Linked DNA regions of Homo sapiens: region 2 is linked to region 1. The links are chromatin contacts, found by Hi-C or POLR2A ChIA-PET in ENCODE. All regions are on one chromosome and are shown on one strand. The core of a region is the stretch at or near the end of the contact, and the rest is flanking DNA. Distances in the headings are between cores, read along the strand shown. Region 1 holds the start of CYTIP (cytohesin 1 interacting protein). Region 2 has its middle 91 kb from the start of UPP2.

Region 1 (2,812 bases), core at 97-2,596:
AGATTTTACGTGAATATCTTTATAATTGATGTATTCTTTAGTTGCCAAGGTATTTACCACTCCCTTTTGCCTTACACATTTATGTTACTTACCTGGCTTCTGAAAACGTATGTGTTTTTAATTCCTGATTTAGACCGTTATATGTTTGTGGTGATATCACTTTGTCCATGTCAAAATTCAATTCCAGTATAATGAGTCATGCTGTGATAGAGTTTTTAAAATCTATAATTGGCTTCAACTTTTGAAGCACTATTAATTCAGATTTTACTATTTATATTTGGCAATTTCTACTTGAGTTGAATTCATCTTCACTTCCAGTACACACACATTTCATTTTAGTTCAAAGATTTGCTAACTCTTTCAAATGCTAGTATTGATCTTCAGAGATTTTAAAAAGCACATTTGACTTTTTGTGCCATATAAAACTTCTCTTTTTGACTTTTGTTTCGATTCTTCCTTTTACTTGCCTCCCCTACTCCTCCACTGAAACCAGTTCTCTCAAAACTACCTGCCCCCAACCTCAGCCAAAGGAAAAAAAAAAAAAGCATCTGTGATCTTGAGTACTTGGTGATGGTGCCCTTGACCCATATGCACATGCAGGGACCAACAGGCAATGTTCTTGGTGCCACCTTGGTTTGCCTGTTACCTTCCTGCCCACTCCTTTCCTCCCCTGGGACCACTTGCTGATGCTGCCGCAAAGTCTCGTCTAAGAAATGGCAACATTGTGCCCTAAATGTGCTGGCTTTCCCTTCCCATTGTACTTTGTAAAGATCATGGGTAATTTTTGTAAGGACAAAGTAGTAAAAGGACAACCAGAAGAATGCTGAATGGTTACAACCTCAGTGGCAGATATAATGTCTTTTTGATGAACATTAATGATCTAGGGTATACTTCAGGGAAAGTACAGTATTACAAGGACTTCGAGAGAGAACATTATGACCGGCACCTGTAATTCTTGCCCATATTCACAAGAACTGAATGTCCTCGTGTGCTGACTTCTGCATTGCATTGCTAATGTTAAGTAAGAGAATGGATGGGAAACAAATGGTAGCACTTGGGGACATTTTTCTTTCTTCTCTAAAGAAAAAAATGGCAAATGGTGGTGTGAATGCAACTTGCCACAGAACATAAAAGCGTAAGAATTCTGGCTGTTTGAGGTGAAAAAATAAGTTGATTTTTCTTTAAATTGTAAAAATTAGCTCCAGGTTCTCTCAGGAGCTTAAAGAAAAAAAGCTTTGAGAAATGGGAGTGAATAGCAAGATAGGGTTTGTGTAACAAGTTCCTCAAACCACAGAGGTCACATGGGCTCTTTCTGCTTTGCTACTTTTGATTACTTGTCACAGTTGTACTTTTAGCTTCCCCCATCCTGCAAGGCCACTCAACCATGTGCTAGCTGGAGTGATCTTTATTCACAATGTCTTTACAAAGGCTCCTGCAACACAGCAGCAATGGCAATTTGGCGGACTTCTGCGCTGGGCCAGCGTATAGCTCTTACTCCACACTCACCGGCAGCCTTACGATGGACGATAATAGAAGGATTCAAATGCTAGCAGACACGGTGGCTACTCTGCCTCGGGGACGAAAGCAGGTATGATTGCTATTTTGTACCCTTTAGAGTGTTCACATTCTCTTGAGGGCAGAGTGATATGTTTGTCTGACTTCATACTAATGGTGATATTTTAGAGGCTTTGGAATTACTGGCTGATTATTATGGGTGAAGGAGGTGAGATGCTCAGGGAGCTAGGTGAACCAGTCCAAAGATTTGAGACCACAATCAAACTTTTTTTTCAAGGCAAAAATTAAGATTGTTTTTCTTATTTGAAGAAGTGCTCAGGTAAAATAAACATCATTAAGCATAAAAAACTTGAAGATGGTTTATATAGATACAACCAGTATGAGAATTAATTCTCTTTTCCCCATTGTGTCTCCACTGATTCTTTCCCTTCCATCCTTACTTGCAGTCCTTGATGGTCATTTCAGTTCATAATCAAATAAGAAATACTTTTTCTGAGGACAAATTTTGTTGACTAATTATCTTCAGCTCTGGGTTGCTGGCACATACCTCAGGCTATTGGAAAGTAAGATTTTTTTTTTTTGGATAGATGAGTGCCAGATTGAATATCAGCTCACCACTTAGTGTCTGTGGGATCTTGAGCAAGCCACTTGCCTCTCTAAGCTTCAGTTTTGTTTTTTCTAAAATGGAGTTAATAATAGAACCACCCTTATTGGGTTCTTATGTTGGTTAAATAAGGAACTGTGCAGTGCCTAACACAGTGACTGGCATTCAGTGTGTGTTTATTAAATGCTAGATTATGCCATTTTAATATTTTTATTGCAAAGTTTGTCTCTAGGGATGAAAACTCATTTGGAAAAATCTATGTCTAACTGAATTTATTTTGATTTTTTCGTTCTTCAATTTCTAACATGTAAAAATTTTTTTTTAACCATAATACCTCTTCAGGATTTTTTTTAAACAACTTGCTCTAAATCCCCAGGTACATATTTGAATTTCGATGTAGCATTTCTACAGAAAATATTTAGAATTGCCCTAGAGCAAGAATTTTTGCGCTTAAGTCTTGCATGTACAATCATGTGCTTCTCGTAAGCCTTCTAAATTCAGGATTAGAGAGGTATGGCATAGTGGGAGAGACATGATCTTTTTTCAGTGATGTATAATAGCTGATTCCTTGGTATTTTTCGGAGTGAAGATAAGGGCACAATTTTCCATGATTTGGATTATTGATTGTTCTCAATCTAAAGTGCTTTTATGATACAAAGTTTAATGTAATGATGAACATTTTATCAATCTACA
Region 2 (2,868 bases), core at 282-2,781, 570 kb before region 1:
TAAAAATTGGTATAATGAGGGAAATAAATAAATTTATAATAAAAATATTTGTATGCTTTAATAATTCTGTTTCCAGGAATCTCTTTTAAGGATCAAAGATGTGGTTAAATATCACAAGATAATTTATCACAATGTTATTCATAATTTTAAAATTATATCAGCTAGGCACGGTGGCTCACACCTGTAATCCCAGCACTTTGGCAGGCCGAGGTGGGTGGATCACTTGAGGTCAGGAGTTTGAGACCAGCCTGGCCAATGTGGTGAAAACCCGTCTCTACTAAAAATACAAACATCAGCCAGGTGTGGTGGCACGTGCCTGTAATCGCAGCTACTCGGGAAGCTGAGGCAGGAGAATCACTTGAATCCGGTAGGCAGAGGTTGCAGCGAGCCGAGATCGTTTCACTGTACTCCAGCCTGGGCAACTGGAGACCCCCTCTCAAAAAAAAAAAAAAAAAAAAAAAAAGGTAGAAACAATTCAGAAAGATTATTGAACCTTTGAAACTTCCTCATGCTTATTCTGTTCTTAAAATTTTCTCTTTTCCTCAGAGTGATTAGCAATCAAACTCTTTTTTAAAAGGCTTACATGTACTGGTCTATGCGGGCAGAGAGTACAGGGAGGCTCAGAGAGTGAGCATGCAAACACTAAAGGCAGGACCGCAGAGGAGAAGATACCCAAAGGATAAAAAAGATGCTCACTGAGTCAAGTAGATGAAAACCAGCATTCTTGGTGTAAGCTCTAAGCAAGAGGGGAGACCATATACGGCCATAGCCAGGGAGTGGAAAAACCCAGAATTTTAGAAGGAAAGGAACCTTGTGGTTTCTTCAGCTCCAGGAAATAGCAAACACACCCCTATCCCCACCCCACTACCATTTACACCTACCCTAGGATCTTCTATTCAATTAGAAAATCTTTCATTTATCGAGCAAATATTTGTTGAGTGATGTGCCAGGCATAGACAGGAGAGGAAAGGAGGAAGTCTGTTTGTTTCAATTAGCCAAGTTGGTTTATTCATCTCTTCCTTCTTTAAACAAATGGCTCCTTCCCTCCCTCCCTCCCTCCAGACAAGTGTTCTGTGTGAAAACTTGATCTTTTCACATGACCCTACATCCTCCTCCACAGTGATTGGTTCCCTTCAGTGGTGGACAACTTACCCAAGCTGAGCCTAGCTCCCTTGACCATTGCAATTGATCAAAGGGTGGTCATGTGGCCCAAAACAAGCCAATCAGACTTCTTCCCTAGCTTTTTTTCAAAACTTTATGGGAAAGGAGGGCTCCTTCTCTCCAGTTAGAGAGCCATGAGCCCAGATGTGAGCCTGGAAACTGTAAAGAGCCAGAAAAGAAGCAGAGGGGAAAAAGACAATGAGCAAAACACTCAGAGACGCAGGAGGGAGAAAGAGTCCTGCTGGCATTCAGAACCCTGTGTCAGGTCTTTCTGAATCACCCATTTCCTCTGTCCTTCTGGCTGTCTGGTTACCTGAGTCATTACCTTCGCATTCTTCTGAAGCTATTTCCTATTGTATTTCTGCCGTGTGAAACCAAAGGGTGTTCCCCAGCACAAGGGTTTGGAATTGCAGCGCTCTGTATGAGCTCTGGTAAGCCTCCTTGGCCTAGTGAAGCAGACAGGTGCCAGATCAGAAGCTTTATTAAGATAATGAGGGAGGAGGCCGGGCACTGTGGCTCACACCTGTAATCCCAACACTTTGGGAGGTCGAGGTGGGTGGATCATTTGAGTCAGGAGTTCGAGACCAGCCTGGCCAACATGGAGAAACCCCGTCTCTACTAAAAATACAAAAATCAGCTGGGCATGGAGGCGTGCACCTGTAGTCCCAGCTACTAGGGAGGCTAAGGCACCAGAATCACTTGAACCCAGGAGGCAGAGATTGCAGTGAGCCCAGATTGTGCCACTGCACTCCAGCCTGGGTGACAGAGCGAGACTCTGTCTCAAAAAAAAAAAAAAAAAAAAGAAAAAGAGGGAGCTAATGATGCTCTCATTGGAGGGAACTCATTGTATTACCTTTTACCTATTAATATAACTGTGCCTTCACTTAACATTAATGCAAACAATCCTTGTTGAATACCTGCCCTGTATTTCCCTCACCAGTTTTTGGCCTTTTAAATTGAATTCATGCATACCCGTTCTTCTTTCCTGCTTAATTTGATTCAGCCTACTAGGAAAGGTAAAAGGGAGGATTCCACTTATGCCCGTAACTGTGAAAATGCAACATATCTTTAGTGGAAAATTTACAAACAACCACAAGATGGGGCTGTTATGCAAGGAAGTAAAAGTTAATGGTTGGCGGGAAGAGGATGCAACAGTTTCCAGCATCCAGGATAGGATATTTAAATCTTTCCTCACTAGAAAATAAGGAAAGGAAAATATTTTAAGAACATATATTCATAAAATCAAAGCACTACTTATAACAAATTCAGGGATTACTCTTTTTAACAATCTAGTGTTCCTTTTTGGGAAAGTGATACATAATTATTATAGTAGATATTTTCCGCCTATATCAAGGTTGATTGCTTGTCTTTCTTCCGGGTTTTCTTCATCCTCATTCTTCTGTCGCTTTCGATGAAAAGCCATAACATAAAACCAAAATACATGCATTAATTTATTAATTTATTTACAGACTTCTATGTCCTCTGTATTCAATTTCAAAGACAAAGAAATAGCATTTGATATATTTGATTAACATACTCGTTTCCTGGTGTCTTCCACCTCAATCTAAATTAAATCACTTTGACCTCATTTTTCCCCCCTTGGGTTTGCAGTTTGAAGATCTGGAAAATTCTTGATTAATAGCAATAATGTAAGGTAGCCACGTTTTTAGAAAATCCAAAAGAAGCAAGAGGAAAGTAACCCTGCAT

Evidence for each region. A loop is a pair of places that touch in the nucleus more often than their neighbours do. ChIA-PET counts read pairs that join two places held with the same protein, here RNA polymerase II (POLR2A). Pooled maps may share reads with other maps.
Region 2: a pooled map shows a loop between it and region 1 (3-fold over the local background). The contact joins the enhancer-like site here to the promoter of CYTIP in region 1. A Hi-C loop is called at or near these places in 6 of 50 pooled maps. POLR2A ChIA-PET finds 5 or more read pairs at or near these places in 2 of 52 experiments (GM12878 and activated CD4-positive, alpha-beta T cell).

What each region holds. Positions count from the first base shown.
Region 1 is chr2:157,442,623-157,445,434 of GRCh38, reverse strand. It overlaps CYTIP (cytohesin 1 interacting protein), which reads left to right and starts at 1,346. Exons shown (of 8, transcript NM_004288.5): 1 at 1,346-1,588. The coding sequence starts at 1,415. RefSeq lists enhancers at 1,496-1,545, 1,586-1,685.
Region 2 is chr2:158,009,859-158,012,726 of GRCh38, reverse strand. It overlaps a transcript of UPP2 not described here. Among named protein-coding and RNA genes, the nearest start is that of UPP2, 91 kb to the left of the region's middle. Within about 2 kb of position 1,531, at least 4 of the 41 ENCODE cell types and tissues checked have a DNase peak (open chromatin) inside an H3K27ac peak, as active enhancers do.